2 separate regions of the Homo sapiens genome follow, and region 2 is linked to region 1. Evidence: chromatin loops called from intact Hi-C (ENCODE). Cell type or tissue: IMR-90. All regions are shown on one strand. Links, peaks and the distances in the headings refer to the core of each region. The heading gives the core; the rest is flanking DNA. Region 1 overlaps POC1B-DUSP6 (POC1B-DUSP6 readthrough). Region 2 has its middle 160 kb from the start of DUSP6.

Region 1 (12,484 bases), core at 1,673-9,672:
TCGTGGGATGGGGAAGTGGGGAGGGATAGCATTAGGAGATATACCTAATGTAAATGACGAGTTAATGGGTGCAGCACACCAACATGGCACATGTACATATGTAACAAACTTAAAGTGTAATTAAAAAAAAAAAAGAAAAACATTTTGACTAAAAACCTATAGGAAAGATTATATAAATTAATTGCTGGATGAAACAGCTAGAACATGTGCATGAAATAGGTTGTTATAGGGAAACATAATGGAAGAGCTCAATTGCAAAAAACATATGACAGGCAGAAGCAATGCCACTGTTGCCGGGAGAAGTGCCTGGAAAGGGTACCAAGGCAAAAAGTAAAAATAAACAAAACATATTCACAAACATACTCATAGTTTGGGATATAAACTCCGTGACTGTCATTTTCCTTGATGAATAAATACATAAAAATAGTCATAGCACTTTGTAGGATAAATGAATAGATCTTAACACTTAACTAAATATTAATAATAAAACGTCTTAGAGAAAACTGCTGCTCTCTAAATCAAAAGTTTTCAATACATTTAAGGTGAGCAATAGTTTATTTTAAAATCAAAATTATTTTTCTCAATTGTAACTATTTGGTAAACTTATCAATATACTCAATTTAAAAAATGGTAACTTAAAAAAATAATATGACATGTTTGAAGTTTCTCATGTGATCTTTTGATACACAGTGCCCAAAATGTAAGACAGTCATATGTTTATTATATATATAATTCACGGAACATTGAAATATGTAAGTGATTTCTAGAAAAGGAAAGAACAAAGTAATTTCTAAAAGTGTACATATCTTGAATTTTTTCAGTAATTTTACTGTGTACGGAACTGTACAAAAAGTACACAAAATTTTCTAAAAGTACAAATCTGAGAGAGCATATTTCTTAGTCAAATTCTTCAAATTTCAACTGATTTTCCAAAGCATACAATTGTTTTTGCTTCAGCTTAATGATGCATTTCCAGTTCTATTTAAAATAAGGAATTATTTTAAATATTTATCATCTTGAAATTTCATTAAATTGCTATCCCCAGAATGCATAGTTCTGAATTAAGAATAATATTTACTCAGCATGGTACTTTACCTGATGCTAGATGTCATTTAAAATAAATTTATTTTATATATTATCAACCTTTGAGAATGGACCAAGTATGGCACAAATTCATTTTACGAACCTAAAGCTTCAAGCAGAAGTGTCCAAGTAAATAGCAAAATTCCTATGAAAGTTCCACCTATGGGGACAAGGTGTTAATACTGTAACACATACAGCTCTATGATATAATCAGTCCAAGAGAGGCAAACTGAGTCTGAGGAGCCCTGAACATGGAGCGACTGGACCTCCTGGAACTATAGATAACGCATGACCTGAGGAACACTAAGAGAGAGAGAGAGAGAGAAACTGGAAGACATAGCCTGGATTCTGCCTACAGCCACACAGTTTGTATCACGGACTTGGGCTTTCTTTTGAGCCTTGCCCCCAAGATTTCCAACCCAACTAACTGAGGATATTTACCAGGAAAGCATAGCTGTGTTTAAAAATAAAAGTCAGGATGGGCATGGTGGTTCATGCCTGTAATCTCAGTCCTTTGGGAGGCTGAAGCTGGAGGATGGCTTGAACTCAGGAGTTCAAGACAAACCTGGACAACATGGCGAGACCTCATCTCCATTTTAAAAAACAACAAAACAAACAAAACCCAACCAGCCAACCACACAACAGCAACAAAAGGCCAATTTAAAATAGGATTCACTTTATAAAAATCACCCTAACTAAATTTGATAAAAACTGATGTTCTCATCTATTCCAAAATAAAATAATACCTGCACACACCAGAACGGCAATAACACCATCAAAGGAAATTTCTGCATACACAGTTCCTACTGCTGAGAATATCCTTTCTCAACAGACAGACAAAAACTGAAAATTAGTGACAGGGCAGAAGTGAGAACCTGGGGAGAGCAATCAGTGAATAGTAACAAAGCCCTGCCAAGGGAGGTAAAGCCATTACATCATTATGAAAGAGAGTTAAAGACATGACAGATCAAATAATTATTCATATCAGGAAGCTATATCCACACAATTAGGCTTGAACAACCTATGATGAGCATGCCATATGGCACACCTTCTGGATAAACAGTAAGAGACAAGTGTGTCTTAAACACAATTCTTCCTGATGAGCATTCTAACACTAAGTTAAGGACTTGTGTGTGATGAAGTCTGGTGTGTGCCAAGGATTTATGTACTTGGCAAGTAGGAATAGGCAATGCTTAAATTCCCAAAGTAGCCTTCACAACCAGTTACTTACAAACATTGGTTGACTCAAGGGCCTATTTCTCCACCTGCTCCCAAACTGGAGGTCCTCAGTACTTTCCGTTTTTTTCCCCACAACCAGAGATATACATCAGGTCTCCTTGGCTACTATATTATGGTGAAAAAACATTTACTTAAGTTAAATCATACTGACCACAAGGAAGCTAAAACCAGGATTCAAAGTGGCAAGGCATCTGATCTGTGTGTCTAAACATCTGGAAGGCAGGTTGGTGCTGGTGTTCAGTCTGTCCTCTGAGGTTGTTTAATCGGAGCCTTGCTTGCCCCCATCATTTCCTTGCTGTGTGTCTGTGAGGAAGTTACCTTACCCCTTTAAGGCTAATTTGTGGAATGTGAGAATCTACATGCATGCTTAGTAGTAAAATGTTTAGTAGTATGTGAAAAATGGTGGCTATTTTTATGGGAACCACAGGCATGTAAATGAGAATGCTCCTAAATTGATTTACTGAAACACTGAGGTAACACATTTGTAAATTAGTTACATTTAACCATTCCACATGTATATATACTTTAAAACATCATGTTATACATAAGAAATACATACAATTTTATGTCAATTAAACAATAAATAAATGAAAGAAAAAAGGGGAAACAATTCCCTAAATATAATACTACATTCCTAGACAAGCAACTCAAATTGGCAAGTTGGCAATTCTCAAATTATTTTATAAATCTAGTGCAATGGCAATCGACATTCCAATGGGATGGTTTTTTGAAACAGAATAATTTTAAAATTCATATGGATAAGTAATAGGCAAGAACATCCAGGAAAGTTTTGAAGGAAAAAACTGTACATTATATAATATTTTAAAGAAATATTCTAAATCTACAATGATTAAAAAGGTATGATAATGGATCAAGAACAAACAGATAATGGATCAAGAACAAATAGATCAAGAACAGAGCAATAAGACAGAAGAGAAAGTCTCCAAAGAGACACAAGTTCATATGAATTTAATGTTTAAAGAAGGTTATTCAAATCAGTGAAACAATACAAATTGAGGGTACTTTGTTAACTATAAATCTGTACCTCATACCTAAATTAATACATATGGATTTTAAGGTTTTATCATTAAAAATAAAACCTCAAGAAGAGTAGCTAAGATGTTTGGGGATTGATGAGGGAATTTCTTTGCATAGAATCCAAACAACAACAAAAAATAGTTTTAAAAAAGGTAATGCAGCTAAACCTATCAAAAATCAGAAACTAAATTCAAGGAGAAATGAGAAAAAAGGAAAACATATTTGTAGCACATGGCAAGAGGTAAATCTTCTTCTTTTTTTTTTTTTGAGATGGAGTCTTGCACTGTCGCCTGGGCTGGAGTGCAGTGGCACGATCTTGGCTCACTGCAACCTATGCCTCTAGGGTTCAAGCAATTCTCCTGCTTTAGTTTCTCAAGTAGCTGGGATTACAGGCAGCCACCACCATGCCCAGCTAACTTTTATATTTTTAGTAGAGACAGGGTTTCGCCATGTTGGCCAGGCTGGTCTCAAACTCCTGATCTTGTGATTTGCCTGCCTCGGCCTCCCAAAGTGTTGGGATTACAGGTGTGAGCCACCGCGCCCTGCCCAAGGTCAATCTTCTTAATTAAAATTACCTAAGGATCAATTTTAAAATGAACAATAGGAAAATGGGCAAAGTACACAAATACACAATCTTCAGAAATACAAATAAACAGCAATCATGAACACGTCAAAACTCACAAGTCACTAAAAAATGAAATAAACTTGATAACATCTTTTGCTTATTAAGCTGTTTTAAGGCTTTTAACATTTTAAATAATTAAAAATAAATAGAAAACCTTTAAAGGTTTTTGTCATGTTGATGTTGTTATTACAAACAGTATTGGAATAGGCATCCTTGAATAGAAATCTTTGTATGTATATCTTATTATTTCTTTAGGATGATTTACTATGTATCACTCAGGGTTCAGCAGAAAAACAAAGTACAGCCATTATTTTAACAGAGAGAATTTAATATAGGGAACTGGTTAAACAGATTTCTAAGTCTGTAAATGCTAAAAGGGAGCTCTGAGGTAAGCAGAGATATTAAATGTATGAAACTAGCTCCCTAGAGTTGGGGAACAAAGGCAAGAGATTGGATTATTAGAAACTAGACACTCAAGAGTTCCCTTGCTGAGAGCTGAGATGGTTTGTTCACAAGGAGGAAAGAGGAATGTTCATTAAAAAGACATTCTGAAAAGGAAAAGGAAATGCCTGGCATTCCTTCTCTATCTCCCCTTCAACTTAAAACAAACAACTCTATGTGCTTCAGAAAAATAATCCAAATAGATACATAAAAAGTATGAGAATGTTGCCACCATAAATACTAAGGCCCACCAAAATTCTGTAGTGATTTGGAAAGTAGGTTAAAAAGTACATATGATATAAAATATGAGCTTTGTAGTGGCCATCATGATCCTGAGTAAAAGAAAAACAAAATACTCTAGGAATTAACACAAAAAATAGAAAATCAAATTACACTAAAAAAAATCTTCCATTGCAAAAGTCAATTGAAGTCAATTTGACATTTAAGTGATGAGTTGGTTGGTTGGTTGGCTGAAAGCAACATAATTTTATTTATGTTTCAGGATATATGATTGTGTGGCCTGACAATCTCAGAAAGTAAAAGCAAAGAAATTGAAAGACATGGAAAGAACTAGGCCGGGACCAGCACTGGGCCTTAATAACCAGTTCACTGAGATGGTAAGGTTCTAAATCTTTAGAAGCCCTAATAATATGTTTTACATAGTGTGACAGCATAAAGCAGGAAGAACTGACTGAAAAATATGTGTTAGCAGACTTGCTGACTACTTTCACCAAATAATTAACTGTCAAGTGGCAAAATAAAGGAGCAAAGCCAATAGCTTCACTATCTATGCAGCACCAAATAACTCAAAACCAGATGGGTATAGATGTGCAGAACAGTTGAAAGCTAAGTTCACTATTTTCCGTGAAGCTCCAACAGCCCCACAAATGGCATTTAGCTCCGTAGTAAACCATCCTATAGGTCAGCAGGAAGCTCATTATGGGCTGACAGTCCAGGAGACAAGCACTTTTCAGGGAGCTACGGTAGTAATTTCCTGTGTGAAAAGCTCACTGCTGTTCTTGCATTCCTCAGGGTGCATTTCTTCTCATCTCAGAGGATGTTTCTCTTCCACAGGAAGAGGAAGGAACCAGTTGTTACTGGATGTGTGGGCTGAGAGCTGTCGGGCATTTTCAGCATGCCTCGGTCTCAGCTGTGGGAACTGGGGATGCAGCTTAGATTCCCAGGCCCGGGACAGTCGGTATTACTGCAGTAGTCCGGGGCGTCACAGTTTAGAAATACAGTATCTCAGCAAGTTGGAAGGCAGAAATAATACCTGGAACACCTCCAGTTCCCAGAAACGTGCTAATTTTCTAAAGGAAATTCTAAAAAGTATTTATTGGGCTCCCAAATAGCATGATTTATAAATCCTTTTGTAAATTTTCCTTTTTTTTTTCTGTCTTCACATTTTATACGGCAGAGTTCAAGTCCCAAATCACGTTTGTCAATAGGAGTAAGGACAAGTTTCACTGCATAAAGTATTCTTTAACTAGGACTATTTTTAAAAACTTTAAGAGTATCAAATTTTTGGTAAATTCATTAATATGTTTTCTTTCCTTGTGACTTTGAAACTTAAAGAGAAAGAAGGTCAAATTAGCATATTTGTCAGTATATCTTAAAAAAATTGGGACTTAGTGATTATTACTATTTTTATTAAAAAGCATATTTTATTTGAAGGGGGGGAAAAGAAGCCTCTGGCTTTCACTGTTAATCTTTTATTACGGTGATACTGTTAGTAAACTTTACAGCTATACAGATTATCTATCTTGAAAAAAAAATAAACCACGTTCCTTTAACAAACTAAAACACTTTAGCATTTTAGTTGTTTTATTTATTTTTTTACAATCCCAAATCAATTTTTTTTAAAAGGTCAGCCATCACATTCGCAACTGTTAGCAGTTTTTATAACATATGGGTCATGAAGTACTTCAAAAGCAAGGATCCAACTAATTTGCAAATAGTCTCTTTCCAGTCTCTAATATTTTCTCTCCTTTCTCTATTTTAAAGATTGTATCTGAAAAAATATTAATGTGTTTTCTGTTTCTAAATGGCAAGAGATCTTTGAAAATGTTGTGTTTTTCCTCATTTACTTGTTAGTTATCATGTATGTTCTGTTTTTTAAATGTCTTTGACAATTTAATTACGTCACTTAATTTCGAAGGGGAATGTTTTTAAATTGTTTCTCAAACCTTATAAAAATTCCTCTTTTACTCCAATTAAGCATCTTAGGGCTTAACATTTAACTTCTTGAGTTACCGAATAAAAAATTACTGTATCCACTTGACATTTACTATCATTTGCAGTTAAGATAAAAAGTCTCTTAACTCTTAAAGGAAGATAAATTGAGGGAGGCACCAGCTAGGGAGTCCAGAGACCTGGATCCTATAAATGCCTAAGTTCATTTCCTTTCATACCCTTAGAGCAGGGACAGGAGAAACATACCGCAGAGCCACTAAACCAGCACTTAAAGATACCATACAAATGTCTGTTTCCTAATGCTTAGGAAGCAGCCACAAAGTTATAGATAAATACACCTAGTTTCAGAAGTCATATGCCCTAAACTGACAAATCAAATGCCACCATATAAACTGCTGCAAAGTTTAAAAACTTTACATTGCGTATGACCATTTTACACTTTCAAAGTTGTAAGTTTTAGTTTTAAGACACTGAAGTTCACATACACTGTGTTCTTTTAGTCTTTCCAAATCTTTGCTTATATAAGCAGTTAGGAACTGAAATAACTCTGAACTAGTTACTCAATGTTGTCTAGTAACCAGGATGAACTGTTGCCACAACATTCATGGAAATATTCTCTCTGTGTCTGCAAGTTTATTCTTTGTGTGTCCATATATTTTGTCAGCACGTTAATATTTTTCAGATAGTATACACCATATGACAATCTCCATGAAAGTGTATAACCTTTTTCTTCCTAAAAATAGGCTGATGCAAAAAAACTTTCTGAAAGAGAATCCAATGCACTTTGCTAGAAAATAAAAATCTAAATGACATTTAGGAAGGGAGTGTGCTTCCCAAAGTCATGGAAATGGCAGAGTATCTCTTGCACTGATTCAGCCGATCACTTTTCTGATCCTAGAACAGAACACAGGAAAACCACGATTCTTTTTCTCTCATCAGCCCCTCTGCCAAAATGATGCAGAGCCAGGAGATATTCTCAGCTATCCTGAGATTACTCAAGGCTACATCTTACTGTCCCTGGGGAAGGGAGATAGGGAATCCCACAGCTGACATTCACTCTGTCAGGAAATCCTCTTGGCTCTGCCTTCAAAATACACCCAGAATCCGATCGCTTATCACCACCTCCTCTGCTACCTCCCTGGGTCAAGCCAGTATTGCCTCCCGTCTGAGTATTTCATTAGCTTCCTAATTAGTCTCTTTGTCCACCCCCATCAACATCCCCAGCCTGTCCTCTTACAGCAGGCAGAGTGAACCTGTTAAGACACAAGTCACGTCATGTCCCTCCTCTGCAGGAAACCCCCCAGTGGCTCCTATGTCACCTGCAATCTGGCCTTCCATCTATCACTGCTCCCACTCTCCTGGAGAGCCCTTCCCAGATAGCCATGACTTGCTCCCTTCACTCCTTCAGCTCTTTACTCAAATGCCACCCCTGTCACGTGACTCTTGTCCTGGCCATACTAGCTAAAATGGCAGCCCTCTACCTATCTTTTCCTCTCTGCCTTCAGTGCCTTTTTCACCTTTGCATTCCCTGTACTATATACAGTTTATTTTTTAGATCTGTGAATTGCCTCTCTCTGACTGGAATGTAGAATGTAGGCTTCTCTGGAGCAGGTATTTTTGTTTCTTCACATTCTCTAAAGCCAAGAATAGTAAGTTAATAAATACTTATTCAGAGACATGTATGTGTGAGTAGGCATCCTTCCTGGATCCCACCACATCTGCTGTCAGTTGACTTAGGCAACTTAAAGATTCTAAACTAGACTGATGCATTTTTATTACCATGGTTCATATGTGTTTGATTTCTTCTGAAGCAACTACTTATACCTCGCTTTCCCTCCAGGCACGGTGGCTCATGCCTATAATCTCAGCACTTTGAGAGGCCGAGGTGGGTGGATCACTTGAGGTCAGGAGTTCGAGACCAGCTTGGCCAACATGGTGAAACCCTGTCTGTACTAAAAAATACAAAAATTAGCTGGGCATGATGGCAGGAGCCTGTAATCCGAGCTACTCAGGAAGCTGAGGCAGGAGAATCACTTGAACCCAGGAACTGGAGGCTGCAGTGAGCCGAGACAGTGCCACTGCACTTCAGCCTGGGTGACAGAGTGAGAGACCTTGTCTCAAAAAAGAAAAGAAAAAAGAAAAAAAGAACTGGTCAAAGGTTTTCTTCTAGAGAAGTCCTCTAGCTTACTGCAGCCCATTAATGATTTCCTCTGAATACTGCCCAATAACAATCTTTCACTGACATTTATGTATACTTGACATCTAATGTTCTGAAACCAACACTGATTTCTTCTTCCTCAGTTACTTCTGTCTGGCTAGGTTGTTTGTTTCTTGAGGTCAGGCAGCCAGCTTGGTATCTCCCTCAGCATCTCATGTAATGCCTTCATGTAGGACATCTTCAACTATTTTGATTGATAGAATATCAAAAGACTGTAGACCCTTGGATTTTTTTCTATAACATAACTGCATGTTTATTGTAAATTAATTTGACTTGAAAGAAATAATATCCCTACTTCTAAAGAAAGGCATACACATATTCTGCATTATGTTCATATTATGCACAGTTGCCAGGATGAAGATGAGAACACAGTGTCAACTCTCTGAGAAGAGTCCAGTATTTTGATAATCAAAGGAACAACAGCAAGATTACCAACTTCATTTTGTTCATTTATAAGACAAACAATAAAACTAATACATCAGAATTTAAGAATTTTCCTAAAGATAAAAAAAGTAATAACCCTAGAGTCTTTTAAGATAAATTTTATTTACAGTTAGTTTAAAACTCTTTTTTGTTGTTGTTGTTGTTGTTGTTGTTGTTGTTGTTGTTGAGATGGATGGAGTCTCCCAGGCTGGAGTGCAGTAGCACAATCTCGGCTCACTGCAACCTCCACCTCCTGGGTTCAAGCAGTTCTCCTGCCTCAGCCTCCCAAGTAGCTGGAATTATAAGCGCACACCACCACGCCCGGCTAATTTTTGTAGTTTTAGTAGAGGAGGGGTTTTGTCACATTGGCCAGGCTAGTCCGGAACCCCTGACCTCAGGTGATCCACCCGCCTTGGCCTTCCAAAGTGCTAGGATTACAGGTGTGAGCCACTGTGCCCAACCAGTTTAAAACTCTTTATATTAGGATACAGGAAACAAATTCGTATCTTGTTTGTCTTTTTAGAAGAGAGGAGTGGGACATCCCGTGTAGCCACACCACATGTCAATGCTAATGATAAATGCCCTACCATAATTTTGATGATAGAATCCTGGTCTAGTTCTAACTACAACATGAAAACATTAAAAGACTCAAATGGAATCTTGAACTAAATAATCTTTAGAAAATTAGTATATAAGTGACAATATAAAAAGAATAAAGAGTAAGGAATTTGAGAACAATATTTTAAAACTATGTTTATATGGCCACCAGTATATTCCTTTACAGAAACTTTTTTTTTTAACAATAAAGCTTTAAAAATAGAGATTAGTAACAGCTTATTTTGATCCACAATATTGTATCAAATTTCCTGCTTGGCATTAGAGACACAAGTGCAAGCCACAAAGATACCACCTGTTAAAGACTGTATGCCACAATTTCTTCTCTGTAGTGAGAAGACATCAGAGCACAGATATCAGTACACTTCGATCTACAAATCTTCCTGAATATAATATTAAATCAAGTGAAAGTAGAAATAGAGGCCAACTATTTCTTACACCATAACAAACTTCTTTTATGCTACTAAGAAATTTTACAAATTAAGGTTTAAAGAGACATCTTTTTTATGTCCTACCTTGATGAAATGAATTTTTAAGGAAATGTCCAATCTACAAAAACCAAACAAATCAACCCTCAAAAGAAACAGTAACTACAATAACAATAACAAAAATTACCTTTAAACACTACTTTTTTTGGCTTCCAGTATTTCTCCAGGTTTTTAAATTACAATCACATGCAAAGTACACACAAAAATATTGAATGCAATTGTGCTTCATGCCAAAGCAGAAATAAATCCCCTTTACAATTATGTCTGATTTGTTGTGCAGAAGCAAAAGAGAAACTGTCAGTGTAGGGAGGAGACTATAATTAAGGCTTATTTACCACTATATTAATGGAAAGGTAAATAGTTGAAAAAGTAATTTTATTTTAGTTTTCTAACCAATTATCTATCATTGAACTAAAAGAAAGAGATACACATTGAAAATTTAAAGAAAAGCCCTTTGGAGATATTCTTTTAAAAAGTCTAACTACTTTATGAGAATCTATGTCTTCAGAATGCACTATTAAAATAAAGTCCTTATACCTTGCTTGGCAGCAAGCAGCTATGTCCCAGATTACAATCTACCTAGATGGGAGTTTATTAGCATAATCTCAAACCAATTTATAGCAAACAAGATTTTGTTTTCCTGTGTTTTGTTTGTTTGTTTGTTTGCTGGATTTTTATATACTAGTGGAGTCTTCCTTTTAATGCGTATATATTGGGTGAAACCATGTGAAGTCATTGATATTAGACTGTTTTTGCCTACAAAATGACAATTTCATATAATTCAACCTAATATTATCCTTTGTGGATAATAATTTTACTCTTCCATTTTATTATTCTGTTTTGTAGCACAGCTATTAAATGTCATGTGTTTGTTATACAGAACTGTCTTCTCAAAGTCCCACATACCCCATATATTCCTCGAGTTATGGTCCTGTATTATAGATGTATACTACAACAGACACATATGATCTACAATAGATATGTACAATCTATACTACAAGGGACATCCTGCTGTCCCTTGCTAAGAGGCAGTTATGCCCACCTCAATAGCACTGTCTGTCAAAACTGTCTGGATTCCTCACGTAATGAGGCTTTGCAAAACTTGAAGGGTACTGGGAGAGACAGTGAGTCTCAAAAGGTGGACCAAAGATTTTTAATGATCTATGATATTTTCTAGGCCAGAAATGTGCAATTTTAGTCTACTGACTACCTCACAAGGAGGCAGCACATCTCATAAACCTCCTGTTTGCTCCTTCTCGCTACAGGGGGAAAACCTAACTCATCAGATTTTGTAAATTTCTACAACATGCATTTGGAGTAATTCATTGAACATAAACGTACTGAACACCTACTATAAGCCAAGCACTGTGGCAAGTTGTAGACATCCCATTAATTTTTAATTTCTTAAATTATTAATGCAGCAATGCTGCTAGAGTTATAAACATGAATACTGTAAGAAACAAGAACACAGATCGATTTGAAGTCCTAGTGGTCACCAGTGATTCTTGGAATTCCCTTTAACCATCAGCTCATTGGTTACCCTCACTTCGTTTTTGTCACTGAAACTCCTAATGAGAGATCTAGGAGGCTTCTCTGCTATGGGATTAACACTGAAAGGACCCTTGAATAATTAGAATGGTTTCTGGTACAAGATAGACTCAAAATGGACTAGTCCTCTGTAGAATTCCTCTACAATAAATACTATTCTTGAGATCTATTAGAGAATTTGTAATGTCATAATGTCAGGGTTTTATTTTGGCTACAAATTAAAAATGTACCCAAAATATTTAACTAAACTGACATCATAGCAGTAGTGTCGTCAAAGACCACGCTGTTCTTCCCATTTGTTCTTACGATTAGTTTTGCACTGACTAGCAGGATCAACTGTGGCAGTGATTTGCCTTGGAAAGAATTAGCAGAATCCTAAATGGAAAGGCTAAAATTCTTAATCTTTGAAAATTTTGAAAACACTGAATAAATAAATTTTATATATGTAATTTCTATCAACAAAATTGTAAGTATTAGAAATACTTCTTAATTTATGGATAATCCATCAAAAGAGATTAACCAACGGCAGTGCTGTTTTTCTTACAGCTTCTAATGAGAAGACTAGAAGTAAGT
Region 2 (12,484 bases), core at 2,959-10,958, 260 kb before region 1:
AGACATGATCTATTTTATTCTCTGTGAACAGCATATGGAGAAGAAATGACTTCCAATAACATGTCCTTTTAAAACTTTCTACCAAAATGATAATATTTTCAATTATTACACAGTCAAAAATTAATTGCAGTGTGCTGAACTCTACTAATATTTTCTATCTACCAAAAAACATTATCTGCGTACCAAACTCTACTAAGTGATTTTGAGAATTCAAAGAAATATATATAAAAAAAAGGCCTTGCCAGTGCACTTAAAATCTAGGTGGTGAGAGAAGAAGCAGCACAGATCAAGATAAGCAGGATAAAAACAGCATGTGTAAACTTCAGATGAGTAATAAGTATTACAGAAGAGGAGAAGAAAGAGCCAACTGACGTCTGCCTCAGGTGGTCAGAGAAGTTTTCATAAGAAGACAAGACATGATCTAGAACTTGAAGGATTGGTTAACAGAAAAAAAATGTAATTATGTATTAGCTGCTGTTGATAATTACACTATGCTGTGTTTCTTGCCTGAGTCTTCATACTTTTTCCAAATCCTTTCCCCTCAGCTGCCCTCTGGAAACTGGAAGTCATCTAAGACACCTTCCTCTGCCACACTTCCCTACATCAATTTGGTCAACACATCCTGACGATTTCCCTCACAAATGAATCTTAAATACAACTGCTTTCCTCCATTTCCACTGCCAACATCCTAGCCTCCTACTTGTTCTCACAAGGGTACTTCTGGCTCTCTACGAACTCTTCTTCTCGTAGCCTATGCAATCTTTTTTTAAACACAAATAGAATTATTTCTGTGATGAGATCATTCAATGATTCCTCATAACCCTTAGAATAACACAGAACACCATTAATATGCTCCCAAAGGCTGTGTGTGTTTCTGGTCATCACTGGCTTCTGCAGCCTCATATTCAGCCATTCTCTTCTAACAAACACCTACTATCTAGACTTTAGAGCCGTCCAACTCACCACCAAGTGTTCCCTGCCCCTAATGTTCCAGAATGTTATTCCCCTCAATATTCACTTTGAAAAGTTCTATTTAGTCATCATACCTCAGCTTAAAAATCCATTCATAAGAAAAGTTTTCTCATATCCTAATTTAAATTACCAACATGCCTCCATCCCCATTCCTGATAATATATCTCTCTCAAAATGCCCCCTTCTTTCCAATTTTATATTTAGAGTTTTACTTAAAGACAATTTCCCCATTAGTCTCTAGGCTCAATTTAGCATGAATCCCAGCACTTTGGGAGGCCATGATGGGTGGATCACTTGAGGTCAGGAGTTTGAGACCAGACTGGCCAACATGATGAAACCCCATCTCTACTAAAAAAAAATACAAAAATTAGCCAAGTGTGGTGGCACATGCCTGTAATCCCAACTTGGAGGTTGAGGGAGGAGAGTAGCTTGAACCCAGGAGGCAGAGGTTGCAGTAAGCCAAGATTGCACCACTGCACTCCAGCCTGGGCGACAGAGTAACAGTCCGTCTCCAAAAAATAAAAAAAATAAAAAAACTGTTAATTCAGTTAGGGTTAGGGTGCTAATAATACCATGATTAGAGATATATACAGAAGTGCTTATTGTTGAAATGATATGATGTCCAAATTTACCTTTAAAATGCATCAAAGATAAAAGAGGGACAGATGGATAAAACAAGCACAGCAAAATGTTGATCATTGTTGAGTTAGGTAATTATTACCTGGGGTTCATGGTGCTAGTCTTTCTACTTTTTTGTATGTTTGAAAATAATCATAGTAAAAGGTTTAAAAAAAAGAAAAAGAAAAAAATAAAGTGCTCAATTCTCCCCCATAAACCTTATGTGGTAGGCACTATTACAGTCACAATTCTGGGGAAACTGGGCCTAAAGAAAAATAACTTGCTTAGCATCACAGATCTATTAAGCAATAGAACAATTTTTTCCATGATAAAATGTTACTTATCCACTCTTGCACCATGTTGCCCTTATAACCTCCCCCAGATAGTTACAAACAAGCCTAACTGGTAACTTTTGCAGATATGTCTTCATCCAACACTATGGCCAGCTTTAGAGATTTAAGAATGAGTAAAAATAGAGGAAGATATTCCATGTAAATGGAAACCAAAAGAGAGCAGGAGTAACTATATTTATATCAGGTAAAATAAACTTTAAGTCAAAAACGATAAAATGAGACAAAGACAGTCCTTATGTGGCCGGGCGCAGTGGCTCACACTTGTAATCCCAGCACTTTGGGAGCCTGAGGCGAGTGGATCACGAGGTAAGGAGTTCAAGACCAGCCTGGCCAAGATGATGAAACCCCATCTCTACTGAAGATACAAAAATCAGCTGGAAGTGGTGGCAATCACCTGTAATCCCAGCTACTCTGGAGACTGAGGCAGAGAATTACTTGAACCTGGGAGGCGGAGGTTGCAGTGAGCCGAGATCGTGCCACTGCACTCCAGCCTGGGCGACAGAGCAAGACTGTCTCAAAAAAAAAAAAAAAAAAAAATCCTCATGTAATGACAGAGGGATCAATTCTTCATGAGATAATTGTAAATGCATGTGCATTCCACATCAGAACATCTAAATATATAAAGGAAATATTAATATATCTGAAGGGATAGGGGACTTCAGGGGTAGGGGAAGAACAGTAGGGGACTTCAATACCCCACTTTTAGCAATGAACAGGTTTAATTTTTTTTAATTGACTTAAACACCTTAGCTCAAATGAACCTAACAGACATATAGAGAACATTCTATCCAACAGCAGCAGAATACACATTCTTCTCAAGTCCACATGGAGCATTCTCTAGGATAGATCATATGTTAGATCACAAAATAAGTCTTAGCAAACTTAAGAAAATTGAAATCATATCAAGTTATCTTTTCTGACCACAATGGTATAAAACTAGAAATCAACAGGAGGAATTTCAGAAAATTCACAAATGCATGGCAATTAAACAACATGCTCCCAAATAACCAATGGATCAACAAAGAAATTAAATGGAAAGTTAAAAAATATGTTGAGACAAACAAAAATGGAAGCACAACATTCCAAAATTTATGGGATGTAGTAAAAGCACTTCTAAAACACAAGTTTATAGCAATAAACTCCTACATCAAAAAAGAAGAAAAATCTCAAATAAACGACCTAATGTTACACTTCAAGGAACTAGAAAAACAAGAACAAACTAAGCCCAAAGTTAGCAGAAGAAAGAAAATAATAAAGATCAGAGCAGAAATAAATGAAATAGTGACTAGAAAAACAATAGAAAAGATCAACGAAACTAAGGGTGTGTTTTCTGAAAAGATAAACAAAATCAACAAACCCTTACTAGACTAATTAGGAAAAAAAGAGAGAAGACTCAAATAAGTAAAATCAGAAATGAAAGAGGAGACATTACAACTGATACCACAGAAATACAAAGAGTCATAAGAGTCTACCATAAATAATTATATGCCAACAAATTGAATAATCTAGAAAAAAATGGGTAAGTTCCTAGACACATACAACTTACCAAGACTGAATCATGAAGAAATAGGAAATCTAAAAAATACTATTAACAAGTAAGAAGATTGAGTCAGCAGTAAAAAGTCTCCCATCAACGAAAAGCCCAGAACCTGATAACTTCACTATTGAATTCTACCAAACATTTAAAGAACTAATACTAATCCTTTTTACACTCTTCCAAAAGATAGAAGAAGAAGAAATACTTCCAAACTCATTTTATGAGGCACCATTACCCTGATAGCAAATCCAGACAAGGACATTAGAAAAAAAGAAAATTATGGGACAGTATTCCTGAAAAACATAGGTGCAAAAATCCTCAACCAAATACTAGCAAACCAAATTCAACAGCACCTTAAAAGGATCATTCAGCATGATCAAGTGCAATTTGTCCCAGGAATGCAAGGATGGTTCAACGTATGCAAATTTATAAATGTGATACATCATATTAACATAATAAAGGACAAAAAATGTATGATCATCTCAATAGATGACAAAAAAGCACTTGGCAAAATTCAACATCATTTCATGAGAAAAAAAATCCTCAATACATTATGTATAAAAGAAATGTACATCAACACAACAAATGAAACAAACAAAACCCCAGCTAACAGTATACTCTATGGTGAAAAGCTGGAAGTTTTTATTTTATGATAAGCAACAAGAAAAGAATGCCCACTCTCAGCACTTCTATTCAACACAGTACTGGGAGTTTTAGCCAAAGTAAATAGGAAAAGAAAAAAACTAAATACTCCAAATGGTAAAGAAAAAATGTAAATTGTCCTTGTTTGCAGAAAACATGATTTTGTATATAGAAAACTCTAAAGGCTCTACCAAAAAACTGTTAGAACCAATAAACAAATTCAGTAAATTTCAGTAAAATTCAGTAAACAAATTTCAGTAAAGGATATAAAATCAACATACAAAATCAGTAGCATTCCTGTACATTAACATCAAACTTTCCAGAAAAAAAGAAATCAAGAAAACAATCCCATTTATGGGAGCTATCAAATAACAATAATAATAAAATGCTTAGAAATAAATTTAACCAAGGAGGTGAAAAGCCTGTACAGAAAACCATAAAACATTGATGAAAGAAATTGAAGAAGATACAAATAGATGGAAAGACATTCTATGCGCATAAATTGTTAAATTTTCATACATCCCAAAGTAATCTAGAAATTCAAAGTAATCCTTATCAAAATTACAATGTCATTTTTCCTGAAAATAGAAAAAACAATCCTACATTTTGCATGAACCACAAAAGACCAGAATAGCCAAAGCAATCTTGAGCAAAAAGAACAAAGCTGGAGGCATCACAGTACCTGATTTCAAAATACATTGTAAAGCTATAGTAATCTAAACAGCATGGTACTGGTATAAAAACAGACACATAAATAAGGAACAAAACAGAGTCCATAGATATATCCATGTATTTACAGTCAATTGCTTTTTGACAAAGGCACCAAGAATACACAATGGGGAAAGGACAGTCTCTTCAATAAAAGGTACTAGGAAAACTAGATATTTACATGCAGATGAAAAAAATTAGACCTTTATTTCACACCATGTACAAAACTCAACTTAAAATTGGCTAAAGACTTAAACATAAGACCTGAAACTGTAGAACTACTGGAACAAAAAGTAAGGGGACAGTTCCATGATATTGGTCTCGGTGATGATTTTACATATATATATATATATATATATATATATATATATATATATATATATATAAACTCAAAAGTAGAGGCAACAAATGCAAAAAGAGATAAACAGGATTACATCAAACCAAATAGCAAAGGAAACAATCAACAGAGTGAAGAGAAAAACTAAGAAATAGAGAGAATATTTACAAACAATTCAAAATATATAAGGAACTCAGACAACTCAATAGTAGAAAACAACTGCCTTAAAAATAAGTAAAGGATCTGAATAGACATTTCTTAAAAGAAAACATGCAAATGGCTAAGAGTATATAAAAAAATTAACATCACTAATCATCAGAGAAATGCAAGTTAGAATGGCTATTATCAAAAACATGAAATATAACAAGGGTTGGAGAGGATGTGGAAAAAAGAGAACCCTTGAACATTGTTGGTGGGAATGTAACTTAGTACAATTATTATGGGAAACAGTGTAGAGTTCCCTCAAAAAAATATATATAGGACAGATGCAGTGCCTCATGCCTGTAGTACTGGCACTTTGAGAGCCCAGGAGTGGCAGACCAGTCTGGGCAACATAGTAACACCTTGCGTGCCTATGTTCTCTGGTCCTCAGCAGGCTGAGGTAGGAGGATCACTTGAGCCCAAGTGGCCAAGGTGGTAGTGAGTGAATTGAGATCAGGCCACTGCACTCCAGCCTGGGTGACAGAATGAGATTCCATCTCAAAAAAAAAGAAAAAATAGTTAAAAACAAAACTGCCATATGACCCAGCAGTCCCATTACTGGATATACTGTATACCCAAAGGAAAGGAAATCAGCATGTTGAAGAGACATCTGCACTTCCATGTTCATTGCAGCATTATTCACAATAGCTAAGATAGGGAATCAACCTAAATGTCCATCAATGGATAAATGGATAAAGAAAATGTGGTATATATACACAATGAAATATCATTTAGCCTTAAAAAAGAAGGAAATCCTGTCTTGTGACAACATGGATGAACATGGAGGACATTATATTAAGTGAAATAAGCCAAGCACAGAAAAACAAATACTGCATGGTCTAACCTGTATGTGGAATCTAAAAAAGTTGAACTGGTACGAGTAGAGAGTGGAATGGTGGTTACCAGGTGCTGGAGGTGAAGGCAGGGAGTTGGGGAAATGTTGATCAAAGATACAAAATTTCAGTTCAGTAAGAGGAATAAGTTTAAGAGGTCTACTGTACAACATGGTGAGTACAGTTAGTAACAATGTATTCTATTTTTTAATATTGCTGAGAAAGTAGTTTTAATTTTTCTCAGCACACACAAAAGAAATAAGTATGTGAAATAATGAAGATGTTAATTAGCTGGATTCAGCTGTTCCATGATGGGTACATTCCACGATGTATACATTCCACAGTGTATTCAAAACAACGTGTTGTAAAGATAAGTATATATATATATATACTTTTGTCAATTAAAAAATAAAAATAAAATAAAGAATGAATAAGTAATCGTCCTTGCCCTCCAAGGGCTTAGAGTCCAATAAAGAGACAAAGTAATGGCTAATGTAAGAGACTTATTTACCACATGAGTGGTATCAGAGCTCCAAGGAAGAATAAGCTCTCTCTATCTGGGGACATCTTCTCAGGGAAGGTCACATCTGAACTGGGTAATGGTGAGTAAGTGGCATCACAAGTAAACATTGGAGCACTGACCATACATATTTACTTCTGAGTCACTCCTTTAAAATTACATAAAGTAAATATTTAAGCCCCATCTTTAAAACCAACAGAACAAAAAGAAAGATGAGGAAGTCATCGATGGAAATACGCCACAAGAGTGGTGAGTGGCTCAGCAGAGGGAGGAAGGCAGAGACCTACAGCTGATGAAGGAGCTGAGAACAGAACTAGTTAAAAACCTACACGGAGCTTTCGATGCCTCCCACTACTTCCCCCAGCTTGTAGCACCAGGAGACTGTCCCTCTTCAACTTTATGCAGAAGACAGGAGGTTTACTCCCAAGAGAAGCTAAATCTTAACCTGAGGCCTTGACTCAAACCCCAAGTACAGCTAAGGGCAGGGCCAAGGTGCCATATTGGAGATGGGAGATTAATGAAAATATACATCTTGGATAGTGAGGCTCCTTCGGCCTCTTTTCCAAGTCTAGAATTGTATCCCTAGGCAGGAAACTGTAAGATTCTCCTCCGAGAGAACAGAATGGTTGAGAAGAGATCTACAGAAACTGGCATTTGGAGGTCTCATGAGGAAAGAGCTGAGGTTCAGCCTATTGAAGGGTGGCAGCCAGCCAGTGCTGCCCAGGCACACAAAGCTACAAATGAGCTTTTTAGAGCCTCACTCTTAACTAGGCATGGATAAGCATCCATCCTCCAAATATCTGAGGAAGTCTTTTAACACAAAACACAGACTAAAGCAAACAGAACAAAGCAGGAGAGTGAATTGGACTCAGAAGAAATAGAGATCAATGCAGTAAGCAGAAAAAAAGCTTCAGGGAAAAATAAACTTTAATAAATGCCTTTAGGAAGATGGGAAGATACTATATTTACAAAACAAACCTGGGAGACCAAAGTTTTAAAATGTTGTATTTTAAGCACACGGAATTTGTTGTATTATCCTTTATATCATTTTGTATATCTTAAATATCATTTAATAATTTGCATTGGGGGAAGCTAACTAGAACAAAATTGAAAAGCTCTATTACTAGTTTTAAAATATCAGTTTTCAGATACTTCAAAGGAATCTATGATAAATGAGGAACAAGGACAAACAGAGCTCACAGTTCATATTAAAAATGAACAATTAGAGAATAGATTAGCTCTCAAAATTAAATGATAGCAGGAAAAAAATCAAAGGAAGGGTTTTAAGATAAAATCAAGGTATCTTCCAGAAAACAGAACAGGAATATGAAAAACAGAAAAGAAAAGAAAGAAAATAAGGCAATCGATTCAGAATATTCAACATCTAAATAATAGGAATTCCTAAAATACAGAATAGAGCTCTAGCTACAATCCTATTTGTTTCTCCTGTTTTAGCAAAACTCCTTAAAAGAGTTGTCTCTACCCACTATTTCAAATTCCTTCCCTCCCCTCTCTTAACCCATACCAATCTGATTTTCACCCCCACCAGTCCACCAAAATTGTTCTTATCCTGATCACCAATAAAAAGGTCATTTCTCAGTCTTCATGTTACCTTGCATCTCAGTAGCACTTGACAGAACAGATTATTCCCTCCTCCTTGGAAAACTTTCTTTGCTTGGCTGGTGGAACTCCACATATGCCTGCTTTTCCTCCTACTTTTCTGCCTATTTCCTCTTATCTCTTTTGTTGTTTCTTACATGTCTCCCTGATCTCTAAATGTAGGCAGTCTACTCCAAGCATAGCCCTCAGATCTCTTCTCTCTATAATCTGCACTCCTCCTCCTGAGCTATGTTGTCTAGCCTCATGGTCATATAGACCACCTGTATGCTGTTGGCTTCCACTTTTACAATTCCAGCCTTCATGCCTCCCCTGAACATGCAGACTTAAATGTCAAACTGCCAATTTACATCTCTATTTAGTTGTGTTAAGAGCATCTCATGCTTCTAATGCCAAATTCCAAACTTCTAACTTACCTTCCTCCCTCCTTCCCCAACACTCCACAATCCCCTGCCAAAATAAAAACTTTCTCCTCTGTACTTCTCTCCCTTTTCCAGTTTTTGGCAACTCCTTTTTTCTAAGAATTGAGTCAAAACTTTGATGTTATCACTTCTTCCTTGTTATCTCACACCCTAGATATGATCTGTTAACAAATCATGACAACTCTATATCTTCATAACATACAAAGAGTTTGTATTAGTGCATTTTCACACTGCTGATGAAGACATATCTGAGATGGAGCAATTTACAAATGAAAAAGATTTCATTGGACATACAGTTTCACGTGGCTGGAGAAGCCTCACAATCATGGTGGATGGCAAGAAGGAGCAAGTCACGTCTTACATGGATGGCAGCAGGCAAAGAGAAAGTGAGAGCCAAGTGAAAGAGGTTTCTCGTTATAAATCCACCAGATCTCATGAGACTTATTCACTACCATGAGAACAGCATGGGGGAAATCGCTTCCATGATTCAATTATCTCCCACCAGGTCCCTCCCACAACAATGGGAATTATGGGAGATACAATTCGAGATGTGATTTTGGTGGGGACACAGGCAAACTATATCAGAATTCCACCACATCCCCCAATCCTCACTGCCACTAACCTGATACAAGTCACCTATTACTTCTCTTTTACTTTCCTGCAACAGCTTTCTAAATGGCACCCTTGCTTCTACCTTTGCACTGCTTCAGACTATTTTCAACACACTAGCCACTAAGATACAAGTCAGATCAGGTTACCCCTCTGCTCAAAATTGTCCAATGGTTCTTTTACTACCCAAGGTTTTAACACAATCTGAGCCCTAGTTGCTTTTAACCTAACCTCATCCCCTCAAGTGTCCCATTTGCTTCCTTCACTAGAGTCCCACTGGCTTCTTCACTGTTCCTTAAATGCATCTGTAGTTTGAGATGTTTCTTCTGCCTGGAAAGCTTTCCCCCCAGATATCTAACAGCTAACTCACTTTCTGTAGTCTTTACTCACACCTCACTTTCTCAGTGAAGCCTCTTCTGGCCACCATTTTTTAAATTGCTCTCTCTCTCTCGCTCTCTCTCTCTCGCTTTTTCTCTCTCTCTCTCTCTCCCTCCCTTCCTCCTCCCCCACAACACACACACACACACACACACACACACATGCACATATACACACCATATTATAACCTCCTTGTTGCCCTTATTTTTTTCCATAGCACTTATCATTACCTAACAGACTTTTGTTTCACTTATTTATCTATCTCTACTATCAGAATGTACATGAGATCAGAATGTACATGAGGGCATGATGTTTTTCATCTTTGTGTTAATTGTGTTCACTGCTATATCCCCAGAGCATGGAAGAATGCACAAACATAACCAAGACATTTAGGGGTGAAATAAATAATCAAGAAAATAGATAGCAGAAAATAATTAAAGAGATAATTTTAAATTTTTTCTTAAAACTTATGGACCTGAGTTAAAAATTGGCACCTGATGTTCTGTTGTTAAATAAGACCCACACCAATACACAACATTATGAAATGCAGAATGTTAGAGATTTTTTTAAAGGCACTAAAAATTCCTGTGAGAAAATAACTGGTAATACACAAAGAACTTGGGATTAGATTGGCATTAAATTTCTCAGTAACGATGCAATATACTGGGGTGAGGCAGGGAAATGCACAGTGCCTTTAAAATTCTGGTAAGAATTTATTTCGATCAAAAAATTCTATATTCAAATAAACTATCACTTAAATATGAAGGTTAAATAAAGAGCTTCTCAGATGTTTAAGGTTTTTTAAATATTGCCTACCCATACACCTTATCTCAGAAAGCTACTGGAGGATATGCTTTATCAACATGACATAGCAAACCAAGAAGAAGGAAGGTATTGGATTTGGGAAATAGATAACACAGAGGAAAGATACAAAAAGAATTTAAAGGATAGTATTGAATATCAGGTCTAAGGAACAACCAGTTAAAATTGGAATGAGAGAACACAAGACTACAGCAGGAATGTCAAAGACTGAAGAAAAACTGTTATATTACCTAACACTTTTGGCCACATTAAGAGTACTTTTGTACTTTGAGAAAATTTCTTTACTGGCATAGGACATAAATGCACAAAAAAAATCCATGCAATCTTAAACTCCAAAAACACCAAAGTTTTAGGAAACAAATTTAAAATCATGCTTACTGGTTTTGCTGGGATATGTAGCATATATATCATCATGATCATTTAAGTTCTGATTTTTGAATTAACCAAAAATTGTAACACATATACACATACCCAGGAGGGAAAGCATCTTAACCTTGAGTACTTTAAAAAAAAAATAGGGCCTAATAAAATGATTAAAGTGTGGAGGCTTTATTGGAGAAGTACAAACCCAAGTCAATGAGAGAAAAGAAGAAATGAAGCAAAGCAAAAAGAATGGGAAACAATAAAGGTTGTATGTTACATGCTGTCCTCTCACTGGCCAAAGTTCACCCACAGAGACCTCCCTCTTTTCTAAGGTGGGTCATCTGGCCCCTCCACATCCAGTCGGGATGCTGAATCTCGTGTACCGAGGATTGGAGCTTCATTTGAGTCTAGATGTGGTAGCATGAGCCTGAAATTTGGGTCATTAAATTAGCTGGCCCAGCTGTGCTACTAGCAGCCAAGAACAAGGGCCCAACATTCCCAGGACAAATGACTGGTTATCTCCTGGGAGGAGCAGCACTATCTGGGAAATGGACAGCACCAGGAGAAACTGAGGAGACACGTAAAACTGGTACCCAGTTCAGAGGCTAAACCAATGCTGTAGAAAGAGGGGTCAAAGAAGCCAAATTCTAACTTTCCACATTAGTATTTTGATGCACGTCTAAGATTTAAAAATAAGAGAAATGATAGATGATAGGTAGGATAGGATGGACGGATAGATAGACAGACAGACAGATAGATAAAGAGAAACACCAGAAATATCTAAGAGGTGAATGAATATAGTTGCCTCTGGAGAATATCACACTTTGCCATGAGGGCAGAGCAAAGACAGGCTTGTAGTATGGTCTGTATAATTAATATATGTTCATGTATTTAAAATGACAATTAAGTTTAAAGTAGAATAGTTGAAAGGCTTAAACTATATGCAAAGAAAAAGATCCACGGTCTGTCAGCAACAATGGCAGCCTCTGGAACAGCTGGGTATGTAGAGTATGAGTGTGTAGATAGGAATGGCTGGAGATATGTCTGGGGAAGTAGATTGACTACGGATTGTAAACCATGCTAAACACTTTGGACTTGATCCTATAGGACTTGAGGTGTCAGTAAAAAGTTTAAAGCCAGAGAGAGATGTGATCATATTTGTATTTCAGAAAGAGCATTCTGGCTGCGCTGCAGAGAATACATTAAATGGGGAAAGACCTGAAGGCAGGGAGTCCCTTAAGGAAACTGATGGAGTAATTAATTAGACAGAGGGTCTGAACAAAGTTTAGTAGAAAAAAGAGAAGAGGGTGGATCCATCAGGTGTGAAGGACCTGTAGACCAACTGAAACCAATCTCCATTATGAGCCATAAAGGAGGGGTTAGGGATGAGAGGAGCAGAAAGAAGCTGATACAGTTTGGATGCATGTCCCTGCCCAAATTTCATGTTGAATTGTAACCCCCAATGTTGGAGGTGGGGCCTGGTGGGAGGTGATTGGATCATGGGGGAGGATTTCTCATGAATGGTTTAGCACCACCCTCTTGGTGCTGTCCT

What was found. A loop is a pair of places that touch in the nucleus more often than their neighbours do. Peaks named below come from ENCODE experiments on the same cell type or tissue, not always from the same donor. Only the 100,000 strongest peaks of a DNase experiment are listed, where the experiment ranks them.
Region 2: it touches region 1 in a loop (4-fold over the local background); 3 of 110 quality-filtered maps call a loop at or near these places.

What each region holds. Positions count from the first base shown.
Region 1 is chr12:89,446,599-89,459,082 of GRCh38, forward strand. All of the region lies in intron 9 of POC1B-DUSP6 (POC1B-DUSP6 readthrough), which reads right to left. The region is part of intron 10 of POC1B (POC1 centriolar protein B); the gene reads right to left. It overlaps LOC105369889 (a long non-coding RNA gene), which reads left to right. Exons shown (of 4, transcript NR_189732.1): 3 at 4,929-5,043; 4 at 5,459-5,557. Among named protein-coding and RNA genes, the nearest start is that of GALNT4, 72 kb to the right of the region's middle. In IMR-90, for the core only: no CTCF peak of the experiment used is centred there; DNase peaks (open chromatin) are centred at 4,523, 5,533 and 7,193; H3K27ac peaks cover 3,824 bases.
Region 2 is chr12:89,185,772-89,198,255 of GRCh38, forward strand. No RefSeq gene overlaps it. Among named protein-coding and RNA genes, the nearest start is that of DUSP6, 160 kb to the right of the region's middle. In IMR-90, for the core only: no CTCF peak of the experiment used is centred there; a DNase peak (open chromatin) is centred at 6,850; H3K27ac peaks cover 614 bases.